Regions from separate parts of the Homo sapiens genome. Here region 1 is linked to region 2. The links are chromatin loops, found by intact Hi-C in ENCODE. Cell type or tissue: IMR-90. All regions are shown on one strand. Each heading gives the region's core, and the rest is flanking DNA. Links, peaks and the distances in the headings are about the cores only.

Region 1 (8,354 bases), core at 119-8,118, 1.5 Mb before region 2:
TTCTCATGAGATGTAACAGTTTAAAGAGGCACTTCCTCACTCTCTTTCTTCTGCCATCATGTCAGATGTGCCTTGCTTTCCCTTCACCTTCCACCATGATTTTAAGTTTGCTGAGGCTTCCCCAGCCATGCAGAACTGTGAGTAAATTAAACCTCTCTTTATAAATTGCCTAATCTCAGGTAGTATCTTTATAGCAGTGTGATAATGGACAATAACAGAGAATTGGTACCAGGGGTGGGTCAATAATACAAAGATATCCTGAAAATGTAGAAGCAAATTTGGAGCTGGGTAATGGGAAAAGTTCAGAACAGTTTGAAGGACTTAGAAGACAGGAAGATGTGGGAAAGTCTGGAACTTCCTAGAGATGTGTTGAATGGTTTTAACCAAAATTCTGATAGTGATATGGAAACTGAATTCCAGAATGAGGTGGCCTCTGGTGGAGATGAGAAACTCATTGGGAACTGGAGCAAAGGTCACTCTTGCTATACTTTAGTAAAGAGACTGACAGAATTTTCCCCCTGCCTTAGATATCTGTGGAACTTTGAACTTGAGAGAGATGATTTAGGGGATCCAGCAGAAGAAACTTCTAAGCAGCAAAGCATTCAGGATATGAGCTGTTTTTTTCCTGAAAGCTTATAGTTATATGCACTTACAAACAGAAGTTTCGAAATTGGAAATTGTGTTTAAAAGGGAAGCAGAGCATAAAAGTTTGGAAATTTTGCAGCCTGACCATGTGGTAGAAAAGAAAAACCCACTTTCTGAGGAGTAATTCAAGCTGACTTCAGAAATTTGCATAAGTAAAGAGAGGCCAAGTGTTAATCCCCAAGACAATGGACAAAGTCACAAGGGCATGCCAGAGATCTTCAAGGTAGGCCCTCCCATCACAGGCCCAGAGGCCTAGGAAGATAAAATGGTATTGTGGGTGCGGCCTTGGGCCCTGCTGGTGTGTGCAGCCTTGAGACTTGGTGCCCTGCATCCCAGCCACTCCATGGCTAAAAGTGGCTAAAGTGCAGCTCAAGCCATTGCTTCAGAGGGTGCAAGCCACAAGCCTTGGTGGCTTCCACATTGTATTTGGCCTGCAGGTGTACAGAATATAAGAGTTAAGTTTTAGAAACCTCTGCCTATGAAAACACCTGGATGTCCAGGCAGAATTTTGCTGCAGGGGCAGAATCTCTGCTAGGGCACTGGGGAAGGGAAATGTGGGGTTAAAGCCCCCATACAGAGTACCCACGGGGGTACTGCCTAGTGGAGCTGTGAGAAGAGGACTACCATTCTCCAGACCCCAGAAAGTTAGATCCACAGACAGCTTGCATCGGGTGCCTGGAAAAGCCACAGGCACTCAATGCCAGCCTGTGAAAGCAGCAGCTAGGGCTGTACCATGCAAAGCCACAGGTGAAGAGCTCCCCAAGGCCATAGGAGTCCACCCTTTGCATCAGCACATCCTGGATGTGAGACATGGAGTCAAAGAGGACATCATTTTGGAGCTTTAAGATTTAGTGACTACCTAGCCAGGTTTTAGACTTACATGGGGTCTATGACCCCTTTGTTTTGGCCAATTTCTCCCATTTGGAATGGAAACATTTACCTAATTCCTGTGCTGCCATTTTTTCTTGGAAGTAACTAACTTGCTTTTGATATACAGGTTCATAGGTGGAAGGGACTTTGTCTCAGATGAAACTTTGGATTATGGACTTTTGAGTTAATGCTGGAATGAATTAAAATTTTGGGAACTGTTGGGAAGGGATGATTAGCTTTGAAATGTGAGAAGGACATGAGATTTGGTAGGGGTCAGGGGTGGAATGATACAGTTTAGCGCTATGTCCTCACCCAAATCTCATCTTGAATTTCAATCCCCATGTGTTGAGGGAGGGACCTTATGGGAGGTGGTTGGATCATGGGGGTGGTCCCCCCATGATCTTCTCATGATAATGAGTGAGTTCTCATGAGAGCTGATGGTTTTACAGTGTGGTACTTCCTTGCTCTCTCCCTCCCGCCACCATGTAAGGTGTGCCTTGCTTTCCCTTCACTTTCCACCATGATGGTAAGTTTCCTGAGACTTCCTCAGTCATGCCTAACTGTGGACCAAACCTATTTTCTTTAAGTTACCCAGTCTCAGGTAGTATCTTTATAGCAGCGTGAGAACAGACTAACACACTAATAGAAATCTACTCTGTGCATGTGAACAGTGTATGTCATAAAGTTAATGTTCTTTAGAAATGGTAGACTGTTGAGGAACTGAATTATACAATAGGGAGAAAGAGACAAATCATTAATCAGTCTTGTTTATTATTATTATTATACTTTAAGTTCTGGGGTACATGTGCAGAACATGCAGGTTTGTTACATAGGTATACACATGCCATGGTGGTTTGCTGCCCCCATCAACCCGTCATCTACATTAGGTATTTCTCCTAATGCTATCCCTTCCCTACCTCCCAACCCCCGACAGGCCCCAGTGTGTGATGTTCCCTTCCCTGTGCCCATGTGTTCTCATTGTTCAACTCCCACTTATGAGTGGGAACATGCAGTGTTTGGTTTTCTGTTCTTGTGTTAGTTTGCTGAGAATGATGGTTTCCAGCTTCATCCATGCCCCTGCAATGAACATGAACTGATCCTTTTTTATGGCTGCATAGTATTCCATGGTGTATATGTGCCACATTTTCTTTATCCAGTCTATCATTGATGGACATTTGTGTTGGTTCCAAGTCTTTGCTATTGTGAACAGTGTAGCAATAAACATAGGTGTGCATGTGTCTTTATAGCAGAATGATTTATAATCCTTTGGGTATATACCCAGTAAAGGGATTGCTGGGTCAAATGGTATTCCCAGTTCTAGATCCTTGAGGAATCGCCACACTGTCTTCCACAATGGTTGAACTAATTTACACTCCCATCAACAGTGTAAAAGTGTTCCTATTTCTCCACATCCTCTCCAGCATCTGTTGTTTCCAGATTTTTTAATGATTGCCATTCTAACAGGCATGAGATGGTGTCTCATTGTGGTTTTGATTTGCATTTCTCTAATGACCAGTGAAGATGAGTTTTTTTTCATATCTTTGGTGGCTGCATAAATGTCTTCTTTTGAGAAGTGTCTGTTCATATCCTTCACACATTTTTTGATGGGGTTGTTTGTTTCTTGTAAATTTGTTTAAGTTCTTTGTATATTCTGGATGTTAGCCCTTTGTCAGATGGACAGATTGCAAAAATTTTCTCCCATTCTGTAGGCTGCCTGTTCACTCTGATGATAGTTCCTTTTGCTGTGCAGAAGCTCTTTAGTTTAATTAGATCCCATTTGTCAATTTTGGCTTTTGTTGCCATTGCTTTTACAAATCAAACCAATTGCTCAGCAATTTGCATAAAGGGAGGAGTTAGCTGAGACAGAGGTTGGACTGCTTTGGTATTCTGGAATATATGTCTGTATCACTTTTCCTATATGTTTTTGAAATAAAATATTATTTCCCCATTTTTTTCACTTCAGATTATACATGTCAATTATCTTAATATAGGAAAACTATGAATCTTTAAGTGAACTATAATTTTACTTTAGATTAATGAGTCTATGTAGAAACAAGGCATTAATTTAAGACACCCAAATCAATATATTTTGCAAGCAGGAAATTTTAATTTGGGGTTAAAAAATCCATAGAACATTTCTTTTTAGGTTATATACTAGTTTATATAGTTAGTTTTATAAAAAAAAAAAGGAAACTCTTGTAACTTTAGCTCATTTCCTCCTTAAAACTAATAATACTGAGAGAAATAGATGGCCTTTCTTGCTATCTATATTGCAACAAGTCGAATATATGCATATGGATATATATATGTGTGTGTGTGTATGTGTGTTTAAAAATGTTTACATGACTGTTCACTTTGAACAATATAAAGAATCATAATATAAATGACCAAAACTACACAAATAAAGTTCCGTTTAAGTAAAAATTAAGAAATAACATAGCTAAATCAGCAGGCTGGAAGTTCTTTTATCAGTGCAAATAAAACTGATGACTCAAAAGATGAAGGCTAAGACAAATATCACAATATGTGAGATACTATTGTATATATAATATTCTATTTACCAATGTTTCTTTCCTTTTCTGTATTTGAGAACTGAAGTGAGGGCTGAAATGTATCCAAATGTAATTATTTGGTATTTACATTTGTCTTACACTTATGACTATTATAGTCTGTTAGTAATAATAATAATAATGAAAACATATTTATTTTTGGCATCAATTATAACAGAGTATAGCCATTTTTCTCATATAATTCACTGTACAACTTTATACTATTTTCATAGCACAGTATTGATTATACATTTAAGAAATTATACTATACTATCCACATTCCTCACTTGGGAGATTATATAATTTCTGCAAAATGATTTTTAAGTGTCTGTGAAGCTACCAAAAAAAAACACCCTCTCTTTTCATTCCCACTTTTGCTTTAAGCAGAACATTCTATTTAAGGAGATATAGAAACATAACCAGAAAGAAAAATTAACAAAAAATTGTTCTTATAGTTCCAGTTGACTTCCACCAGGTGGCAGATATTCAATGGCATTTTTTTATTAACATTTTTTCATTTATAGTCTGTCTAAAGTGACTTAATGAAAAAGATGAATATTTGGGAAGGTTATAAACTATTTTATTTGAAAATGTCTATAAAATGTAGACAAAATTACTAAGTTTAGTAACTTAACTTTACTTTTTCTTTCCAATTTGCAGTGTGGTGGTGAACTCTTCAAAACAAAATTGTAAACATGCCATTTATCTACTTTTGTTTTCAAATTTTGATGCAGTATCATTTTTTACATTTTTATTATCACATTTAAACAGTGATATAATATTTTAGACTTATAACAGAATAAAATTTATTTTTTATATATCTATAGCTAGGTACAATCTTGCTGAAAGTGTTCTAATTGTATTAAATAAAACAAAATTACAATGAAAACATCAACATATATTTATTATTTCTGAAAATATTATAAACCAACTTCACTTTATAAAATTGTAAAGTGAATTATAATCTTTTAAAAAACTGAGGTTTTCTGTGTCATTTTCTAGTCAAATTCTTCTGTCCTCTATACTCCAGAGATAACCATTTTCAAAATTGTTGTGGTTATTATTCCTGTAAATTTACTTTTAGTTTTCCACAAATTTCTATCCCTAAGCAATATTTTGCTTAGTTTCACATTTTGTCTATTGATTTTGCTGTAAAGAATCATTTATAACTTATTTTTTCCCAATATTGAGTTCCTAAGTTTTGTCCATAGCAGCATATATCACTGCCGTTGATTTCCTTACATTAACGTAGAACACTGCCTGAATATTTATCTATTTTATAGTTGATAGATATTTGCAATGTTTTTATTTGCTTGCATTATACAAAGTGTCTATGTGTATCCTTGTTTGTTTCCCTCACTGCATGTGTACAAAATGTCGGAGTCATAGGATATGTATATCTTCAGTTTCTCAAGGTAGTTGAACAGATTTAAGTACCTGTTAGCAGTTTGTTTGTTTCACATCCTAGCCAACACTTGTTTTCACATTTTTAATTGCTGTTGACCTAATCGTTCCAATTTTTTGCTAAGATTGCTAATAAGAATTAGGTTATTTGTCTGCTAATCTTTTAATCTATTTCTACTAGATTATTTGCCTTTTTCTATTTAATTTTTATGTATTTCAGATATTAAAACTTAAGTAAATTACAGGCAATGCAAGGTTTTTTTTCCCAGCTTTTGCCCTTTCCCCCTCTGTGTTTCTAAATATAATAAACATTATTTAGAAGAATGGTTCTATGATAACATATCTTGGATTACCTGGTAATGAGCTGTTTGGAACAGGAGGGCCTTGACTGCAGCTTAGCAGGAGATTCTGTGCTTCGCTTAGCACCAGTGTGCAGGCTTCCACCACTGGCTATAACTGTCTACAGACACAGTTACTTTAGCAACTGGTTTTAACAATTGATTTTGTAAACTATGAACACCTAAGCTCAGATTGCCTAGTTCTCAAGCAGTCTTTTTGATATCAGGCCACTCTCACAGTCACTCATAAAAAGTGAAAGCCGTGGAGATGGGGCTCATGAAGAGATGCTGGTGAGTCCACTCTACTATAGCAGGGTTCTTCTAAGTTAATTCGCTCCTACCCAATATCATATCTGTGCAGCATGTCTAGAAATCAGGAAATTTAGAGACATTAGCAGTATTCATTACAAATACAACATCCTTTTTCCCCACTGGTGTTCACTCTCTTCTCATAATTGAGGTTTTTATATATTCTTGACTCTATTTTAGCCTTCCTCGTTTTCTTTTCCTCGTGTGATGTGCCTACCTATACAAATACTACACTCTTTTGAATTTTAGAGTTACAATATGATTTTATATGACAAGTTACTTTTTCTTTTAATGTTCTTTATTTAATTTTTTAAATTTCATACACTCTTTTAGACAAATTGCTATTCTTCAGTTTTGTTGGCTTTAGAGTTTAGAAACAGGTAACAGGATTTAAAATTTTTAATATAAATCAATGGTAGATAAAGGGAAGCTACTCAATAGGGTCCTCCTGGGTTCAAAGAGCCTGTTATAGCTGCATTCCCAGGGAAGAGGCCTAAACAGCCAATGTAGGATAATGCAAGTTTGGAACTCCATTTACTGGAAAAAGAAATACTGATAGCTGCTGAAATACTGTCTCCTTGTACTGTAATGAATCATAAGATGATTTGACTATAATAATCAGAATATAATAGACTTGAACAATTCTCACGAGGCTGCATATGTTATCTAATCTGTACAGCATGATTTAGAGAAGTTTATAGAAGTTTACCATTTTCTGCCTGCAATTTTCTTTCTTCCAACATCTTCAATTTTGTCAATTTAAAAGTAACAAAATATCCAGAAATGTATATGGTTGTATTTCAAGGAGTAATGATGTGTGAAAAATGGCACATTTCTCTTTATGTAATTATGCAAAACCTTGATAATATTTAAAATATTTTCACCAGTGTTTTTTAGGTGTATTATTTATACTAAGAAGTAATTATTAACATTAATATTATAGTTAATTGTGGTAGTAAGTGAATTTGAGTACTAATTTACATGAACAAAATTTATATACCAATATTTATTAGTTTTTTTAATAAACCCAGTTCTGTAGAAACATCATTTTTACTAATTTAACATTATAACATATTGTACAATAATGTTGTTTTCTAATTTCCCTCAACATTAGTTATCATCTCTATATTTTCAGTTAAGTCTCCTATAACATAAGCAGCTGAAACAGAAAGCTTTTGTTGAAATGTAATTTAATATTTGAGCACAGTGTTTTAAAGGTGTGTGTATTTTTTTAAATGGAGTTGTTTGATATTAACATTGCAATTCTATTGATTGGAAATAGCATTAAAAATTTACCTGTAATAGTCTATTTAGTTAAGTAAGATACAAAGAGTATTAGAAAGTGATAGCTTAGATATGTAGAAAAACATACAGGTTGAGTAATTGATGAAAAATGAAGGTAAAATGTATTTTCAGTGAAATATAATTAAAATTTTAAAACCTATTTTATATCTTCTGAATTAAATATTGTTAAAATATTTATCAATAATAAAAATTAGAAAATCATGTCTTAATTCCCATACATTTCACAAAGAGCAATCACTGATTTTATTTGAAATATTTTTAATGGAATAAGCTTAACATAATGAGAGAATGCATGGATATATGCAAGGAAAAGTGCTTCAGTAAGTTACATTTAAGTGAGAAAGGACTTTTGATATTAAGAATGAAATAGAATTCTTGTCCAGTTTTATATTTTTGAGCTAGTTTGTACTATCAGTTTGAAAAGTGTGTTTGGAAAATGTCTCCAATGTAAGCTTTTATTTCATAACCTTCTCTATTTAGAAGAAGACTATGTTCACAAATATTTGTAGATATTGAGAATCAAAGAAGTAAATGTGTCTATAGGCAATAAGAATTACACTTTTCTAATTTTTTATTGAACCTGAAGTTTCCATTGACTACATTATGTTCTTTACATTTGTCTCCCCAGTGGACTCTACTTTACCTTTAGATCTTAGGGGAAATATATAGATAGATATAGGTATATAGATGTAGATATACACACACACATACACATACCCCACTGCCTATTATCATATCTTTAATATACTATTTATTTGTTTTCAAGTAATAGTGCACTAGCATTTGTTTTGTATGTCATAGTTTATTATTATTTTAGAGTATGTTCTTTCTACACAGTTAACTGAAAGACAGCCTCAAGCAAGTCCTTCAGGAGGTATTCCAGAAGAAGACATTGTTGTACAAGTTAGCTTCTAGTATGTTATTGTTCCTGACC
Region 2 (8,354 bases), core at 292-8,291:
TATATAATTACTATAAGCCAGATACTGCTGTAAGAACTTAGGGAATTGTGATTTATCCAACTCCACAATAAACCAATGAGGTAGAAGTTAATAAAATCCCCCTCAAGAAGTGAAGAAACTATGGCATGGAGAAGGTAAATAATGTATTAAATGTTGATTGCTGGAAATTAGCAAAGTTAAAATTCTCAATCAACAATCTGGCTTCATAGAATTACATCTTTACCATGACACTAAACTTAGTTGCATGCAGTTTAAGTGAATTTTACTGGAAAATTTTTAAAGAAATGTAGCTAAAATGCCAATAGAAATAATTGAGTCACAATTTCAGCTTAATGTATCTTCTGCTCAATTTTTTTGTAAACCTAAAGTTGCTCTAAAAAGTAAGATTTATTAATTTAAATTAAAAATACCTGGATAATGTATACAATGAAAAAATAATTAATTAAATAATCACCTCTTTCTTTCTCTTACTTTTTTCTCATTTTTTCTCTCAGTCTTCTTCATTTTAATCTCGACGACACAAAAGCATCTAACTACATGCAATTAAAAAGAATCCATATTTGTTTCTAAAGGATACAATGTTAATTATATGTTCTCCTAAGTTTAATTTTAATTGTACTAAAAAAAATCTTAACATTTTGAATATTTATACAAGTTAGCTATATTAAATAAGTTTTTAATTTAAAAGGTTGAGTGTCTTTAAAAATTTTACATTAATGACAAAAGTGTAAATCAGTTACAGTGGAAATATTTAGATTTGCCTAAGTTGCAGGGCACTAAATACAAGACATTTAATGTTATTTTCAATTATTTGTCACAGTTAGAGGACTAGGCAGTTTTTTTTTTTTTTTTTTTTGAGACAGTCTCGCTCTGTTGCCCAGGCTGGAGTGCAGTGGCCTGATCTCACCTCACTGCAAGCTCCGCCTCCCGGGTTCACACAATTCTCCTGCCTCAGCCTCCCAATTAGCTGGGACTACAGGTGCCCGCCACCAGGCCCAGCTAATTTTTTTGTATATTTAGTAGGGATGGGGTTTCACCATGTTAGCCAGGATAGTCTTGATCTCCTGACCTTGTGATCCTTCCGCCTCGGCTTCCTAAAGTGCTGGGATTACAAGTGTGAGCCACCATGCCCTGCCCGATTTCTTTCACCATTTATAAATGCAAAGTTAAAGTTAATGCTGTATAATAGTGTATTTAAGAAAGTTGGGCACTTTTGTTATTTTCCTTTACTATTTTCTATCTTAGATATGATAAAAATGAGACATTCCTAAACTCAAATCACATAATTAGTAATACCTTAAATATCTAAATTAATTGTAGTGTAGATAGTTAACTGGACGCTTGAATTGACCTTAGAGCAATATTAAAATTATAATTTATCTATAATTATTTTTAATTTTTAGCTCCCTCTGTAGCCTGTAAACATTATCAGATTGGGCACTATTACCATTTTGCTCACTAAATAAGCATTTTTCTAATTAAATGCTTCTTCTGTTTATTTTTACTAGAAGGTGTTACCATTATGTAGACATAGGAGCAGACCTATTGTAATATTTAAATAAACAAATAAACTAAAAACTAGGTATGCCAGTTAAAGACATCAGATGTCCTATGAAATTACATATAATTGTTTTGCTATTAACTATAATTTACTAACTATTTGGACATCTACAGTATCAAAGAGCAATCCCTGATAAATTATTAGGATTCTAAATTTCCTAAGTATTCCCTTCATCTTCAGTAGCAGTTTGGATTCTCTAAGTATACTGTTTAAAATAGTTTATGTGATTGAGAATGGACAAGATATGGAGTATTAGATTTGTTTCCCCACTCTAGGTTTTATATACAAGCACCTTTGTTTTGGAAAAAATACATCAAAAATAAAATTATTTTCCAGTTCTTCTTTGCTCTTTCCTGACAAATGTAGAGAGTATCACCTCTGTGTTTTCACAATTATGGGTAGACCTTTCACTCCTCGCAACCAATGAGTTACACTGGAAGGATGGTAAAAAAGGGTTCATAAAAATTATATACAAATACATTAAAAGTTTTAAACTAAAACATACTTGATACCTTGTACTCTGTTGACTATTGTTCTAAAAAAATTAATGCTCACCTGGAACCTGAGAATCTGACATTATTTGGAGATAGAGTCTTTGCAGAAGTAATCGAGTTAAAATGAGATCCTACTGGATTAATATAGGTCCTTATCCAATGAATGATGTCTTTACAGAACAAGGAAATTTGGATAGACACAGGGGGAGACGGCCATGTAAACATAGAGGCTGAGATTGGAGTGAAGCAACTTGAAGCCAAACAAAGTCAAAACATGAAGTCAAACGATAATTAGGGGAAAAACATGTAACCCATCCTCCCTCAACCTGTAGAGTTGACACAACTCTGCTGACACCTTAATTTTAAATTTTTAGCCTCACAATTTGTGAAAGAATGCATTTCTGTTATTTTAAGCAAGCCAGTTTATGGTGGCTGGCTACAGAAGCCCTTATAAACTGATGTAGTACTTTATCAATCACTTGGTAAGTTATTACTAGTAACTGATAAATTATAAATTATATTCATTTATTAATCTCTATAGCTGTATTTTTATCTTTTATACAGGTCACGGCATTTTCTTTTTGTATGGGTAGTCTTCTCAGAATTTACCATCACCTTGTCTACATAAAACACTAAAAATATGTTCTAACTATAATTTCAATTACTTTTTTTAAAAAGGTAAGAACTTAAGGTGTAAAAAAATGCATATTAAAGATGTTTCTAGATTTTTTCTGTTTTAAAAAACTATATATTTCTACCATTTTAAAATAATTATAGTTAACATTACTGTTTCTACTAAGACAAGTATTTTTAACCAACTTGCCTTTTTAGTCTCTGCAAAAACTTAGTTATACTTTAATTTTTGAACTATGAGAACACATGGACACAGGAAGGGTAACATCACACACTGGGGACTGTTGTGGGGTAGGGGGAGAGGGGAGGGATAGCATTAGGAGATATACCTAATGCTAAATGACAAGTTAATGGGTGCAGCACACCAACATGGCACATGTATACATATGTAACAAACTTGCACATTGTGCACATGTACTCTAAAACTTAAAGTATAATAATAATAAAAAAACAGCAACTCTCTTTTTGCTCACTTTTTTTCAATAATCAAATTATATAATTATAACATCAAGTTTGACTGTCATAAATAGGCTTTGGAACAAACACAACTGATTCTTAGCAAACATGCAAGTAAACTGGTAGGAGTATAAACTCGAGTGTAGCACATACAATATGCCTTGGGCATCGGTCAATCTGTTCTACAAAGGAAATATAGATCTTTGATGTTCTTGGAAGAAGATTATGTAAAGGTGAGTCAGAAGAGTGACTCCTATATCTTGTGTCTGTGTTTCCATGGGGATAGCAACACCTGTTCATGTGCCTCTCTTTACTACTGAGTGTGAAGAAAAGGAAGAGACTTCTACCCTACCTATGAAATACCATGGATACCACTGCACCTAAAACATAGTAAATGTTCACTCAAATAGATATAAAATAAACATATTAATAACCTATAAATGAATAGATAAAATCATCTACTTAGAATAACCTACTAAACACAGTGGTCGTTATTTGAAAACAGTTGTTAAGGAGGGATTTTTGAAGAAAAAAGTGTTTTTCCCCCTTGCACACATTACATACAGATGTGAATACATGCTGTAGGAAAATCTCTGTCACAGACTTAGTGAAACAGAACAGAGCTCATAAATTTGGGTTTTTCTCTGTTTGAAGAATAAGAAAGTGTAAGAAAACAAAAAATTAGAAAAATTTCAGGAGTCTTTAATACTGACAAAGATTACTTTAGTAATATTAATAAAGCAATGCTATAATTTGAATTGCTCAGAATTATTAAAACTAACCGTAAGGCTATAACCTGCTTATTTGCACTATGTGATTGATGCTCTTTTATATTTTATAGTGATAGCTCCTGGGCAGAAACCTTTGTCAATTAAGACAAATTACTGTGCCTCCTGGATTTCTCTTTTTATGTCTGTCAGCACATTATATCTTTATGGCCAGCATTTATTTCTGTAGGAATATTGTAGCTCTACCAACTTCAACTTTAGAGGCATCTCAGACCATCTAAATAGAATTCAAATAGTCCAGAAAGAACACTATTTTTCCCAAAGAGTTATCTGATCCATGTGTGATTTTATGGAAGAGATTTGAAAGTATGTCTTGCTTTCTTTAGGATCTTCCCCGAAGGCAGATTCACTAAAGTGTTTAAAGAGATTCTACTCTCATGAATTAAATCTTTATATTTCTAGAAAAGAGAGATTGATGGTCAAATATTTTTTTCTTTATAACAATTTATTAAAATGTTGGTTAAAAGTGTTCTTTAAATTGAGACATTATTGATAAATTATTAAAACTTCACATATTATATGTCAAATTAATACTTCAAAGTCTAATAGTAAAGTGAAAGATTCATACATTAATGTGTCAACAGTGTTTTCCTTCACCTGACAGCCCCCAACACCAAAATTATATAACCTTAAATAAAAAAAAAAAACTAAAACTGAACCATAAAATATTTACAGTTTACATATTCTTTTCAGTTTTCTTTTTGGAAATATGTGGCATCAATGCAATGAAGTATTAAGAAAAGTTCAATGAGAAAGCTTTATTAAGATTACCATTTTTAGCATGGCTAATGGCTATGATCTTAAACTGTTAAGTAGTTCCCCATGAACTCTTAAAGAGCTATGCTGCCATCTATTGACAATGCAAATGTCTTTTAATAGTTATTAAGTATATGGTGCAAGAAAACACATTTTTAAATAAAAATAATCTGTATTTGGAAAGTAGGTGTTTTTAAAAAATCCTTTGTATGGTAAATGGGTGATATTCAAAATTATAATACCCTATTTTTTCTTTCAATATGGAAGGCTTATTAACAAATTATATTGTACTAGCAAATTTGCTGAATGTTGCAGATATTTTAAAGCACTACAAGCAAGCAATCTGCAAGAGTTAATGTCTTAACTGTAACTGGGCTTATGCATCACAATATCGTTATGCCGTATTTACTACATTGAATTTAATGGGATTAGCATGCATTATTAGGAATGTAAAACATCGTTTTAAAAAGGTAAACAAGACTCAGCAAAATGGCTATTTGGAGAAGGATAATTAAAAAGAATGTATGATAAAATAATATAGACACAAAAGCATGTTTACTGTTCACGATGTTTTACAATAAGGTGAAAAGCACCTGTATTTAATGTCTGCTGAAGCAGAGGCTTCCTAAAGAGAGCAAGAGAGAACTGTATTTGGACAGTTAGAATTTAAATGGTTAAGCTTCCTTTTTTTTTTCTTTTTTCGAGACGAAGTCTGGCTCTGTCACCCAGGCTGGAGTGCAGTGGCCCAATCTCAGCTTACTGCAACCTCCACCTCCTGGGTTCCAGCAATTCTCCTTCCTCAGCCTCGCAAGTAGCTGTGATTACAGGTGTGTGCCACCACGCCCGGTTAATTTTTGTATTTTTAGTAGAGACGGGGTTTCACCATATTGACCAGGATGGTCTTGAACTCCTGACCTCAGGTGATCTGCCTGTCTTGGCCTCCCAAAGTGCTGGGATTACAGGCGTGAGCCACCGCGCCCGCTGGTTAACCACTTTGAATGCAGGCTATATACATATGTTAGAAGTCCTTCTGAAAAAAATGTTCTCCTCTTTTTCTATTGAAATATTTAGTGGTTTTTAGTAACAGGATGCTAAATGAAGAAAATGTACATAAATATACCCCCTACTTCTACTCTCATAAGTGAGGAAGAGCAGGTTATTTGCCCTTCCTAATGGGAAAATACAATTCCCATTGACTAGGAAAAGTGCTTGACAGAACATTGGGGTTTGAAGGCTTTCTCGGTCTTGGATCCTTATTTTAAGATCTTAGTGTGAGGCTATGGGTTGTTAATGAGAATTCTTAGATATCCTTTGAGGAAATTATCATCATTACCTATCTGATTGGGACAAGTTTACACTAATCAAAATTTGAAAACAGAAGTCATGGAAAGAGGGAAATGGGTTGGTAAATTAACGTCAACACACCCAAAGGAGCTATGTGTTTGTGATGGAGCAGCTAGACTGGAAACCTTTCTGGACTCTGCCACTCTAACTTAAAGTTCATATTCCATTCAGTCGTGTTTACGTATGCAAAGTGAATTAAAAGAGCTATGACTTTGCACTCCTATGTAACAAAGACATTGCTATAGCAGCAGACAAGCCTCCAATACTAGACAGATAGATGTTGTTCATCGCCAACTGGTGACAGTGGCTAGAGAGGGAGAGCTCAAGTGCTACAGGACTTGTCTAAGCAGGATACACAAAAATCCTAAAGTTTTTTCAAAGTTGGAAAAAGTAAAATCCCTTCTCAACTTTTCCCTACCAAAGGCTGACCAACTCTGGATAAAAGGAAATTTTGGTACTTTTTAAGTTTGCTATTCTTATGTTTTTATCCTTTCTTCCCCATTCACTATACTGCCTTTTTGGGGGCAAGGTTGGAGTAAGGAAGGAGTAGGGCAGGGAAACTCTTACTTGACTAGCACATAGGTAATTCAGTGTTGTTTTACTCTGGATAATTCTAATTAAAGCTCATTTTATCTCTCAGGTTTTCTTGGGTGCTTCTTGCAATTATGGGAGTGTAGCAAGTGTGTCTTTTGGCTTAAGTAGTGTTTCTTCTTGAACTGGCTTCTTAATATTGCCCCTCAAATTCTTTAGTTATTGATGTACTCAAGCCTTTTTGGGTGTGGGTACCATCACCCTCTGATACCATTGATACCATCCAGATCACAGTTGTCCCTTTTAAAGCAACTATAGGCTGATATTGGCATTGCAGATAAGCATCAGGTACTTCAACCAGTTCTGGATAATCACATAACATTGACCTCCTATCCAAGGTAGAGCAGGTAATTTGCAAATGTAACCATCTATCCTGTTGCAACAGGCTCATTCCATAAGCATCTCACCCTTTACTTTTTCACTTTTTTTCAGGAGAGTTAGCCACTAGCTCATAGTTTCACATATGATCCAGGACACATACAATATCTTCAAAACCTAAAATGAAGAGTCACTACTCAGCAACCCTCTCCAACCTGAGATGGAAGAATGTTTTTAAAAATAGCACACTCTCTTCAAAGAAACGCTCCAGCTTCCAATAATCTAAACTCTTGCACCATCAAATTGTCGATGGATTAAGAATTGCAAACTGGTTTTAAAGATCTCTTTAAGTATTCTGCATAAAGCATGTAATAATTTAATTTGGAATCTAGGAGCCCATTTATTTTATTTTTGGGTTTTTTTGTGGCCTAAAAATAAAATAACAAAACAACAACAACAACAACAACAACAAAACCAGAGTGTCATTTCGAGATGCTGACACCAGAGTAGAAGGATGTCAGACTAAACATTCTATGATGTTCCACACTGGAAATATGGATACTAAGGTGAAGAAGATTTATGTATATCAGGTATTAAATTATAAAAATAAGAGTATCATGGACACACTCACCAAATCTTTGTATGTTATAGTTTGCTTGGAGGAAACCATCTAAATCTTGAGAAATCAAAATTTTGAGTCAAACCTTAGAACCACATAGTATAAATGTAGAACATAGGAAGAGTTATCATTTGTTGCATACTTACTCTATGTCAATTTTTATGTGCTAATTTGGTATATTAAAATGATTTCATTGAGTAATTACTACTATCTTTACTTTGTGTGGAAAAAAAGACATGAAGCTTAAAGAAATTATTCTTACTATGTCCATTAAAACATAGCTGCTAAATGGTAACTGGAATTTGACAACAAAGACTAGACTTTTTCCATTTTCTACTTTCTGACTTCAAGAGTTGTTAGAGAAGGTCCTGATAAGTTCTAATGATATTAGATATATTGTTGGTTATGGCTTTGATAAAATACAATAAATATATGTTAGATTATTGAAAGGAGCAAGAATGATTCACATTTGCTATTTGCCTTCTGAAGTTGTTATCTAAAGGAGTTAATAAAGTTTTCCTATGACATAATCTATAATTATAACCTTAGAGTCAAAATCCTGATATCCTATAGACTTGAAAATATACAGCTATCCATGTCCTCTAATTTCTACCCTTGTGAGTGATGGCTTTGCCCCTGTAAGACTGCATCAAGAAAACCAGTAGCCAGAATATAGGAATACACCAGGTTCTGAATAGCTAGGTTACAGGAAATGTGTGTTTATCATATTTACAAATCAGCATTACTAACATTATGAACCGAAGAACAGTTTTCATCTCCTTGGCATTCTGAGG

What was found. A loop is a pair of places that touch in the nucleus more often than their neighbours do. Peaks named below come from ENCODE experiments on the same cell type or tissue, not always from the same donor. Only the 100,000 strongest peaks of a DNase experiment are listed, where the experiment ranks them.
Region 1: it touches region 2 in a loop (4-fold over the local background); 10 of 110 quality-filtered maps call a loop at or near these places.

Annotation. Positions count from the first base shown.
Region 1 is chr4:132,611,083-132,619,436 of GRCh38, reverse strand. All of the region lies in intron 1 of LINC01256 (long intergenic non-protein coding RNA 1256), which reads right to left. Among named protein-coding and RNA genes, the nearest start is that of LINC01256, 24 kb to the right of the region's middle. In IMR-90, for the core only: a CTCF peak has its summit at 4,541; no DNase peak of the experiment used is centred there.
Region 2 is chr4:131,088,528-131,096,881 of GRCh38, reverse strand. No RefSeq gene overlaps it. Among named protein-coding and RNA genes, the nearest start is that of LINC02377, 290 kb to the left of the region's middle. In IMR-90, for the core only: a CTCF peak has its summit at 4,772 (motif pointing left); no DNase peak of the experiment used is centred there.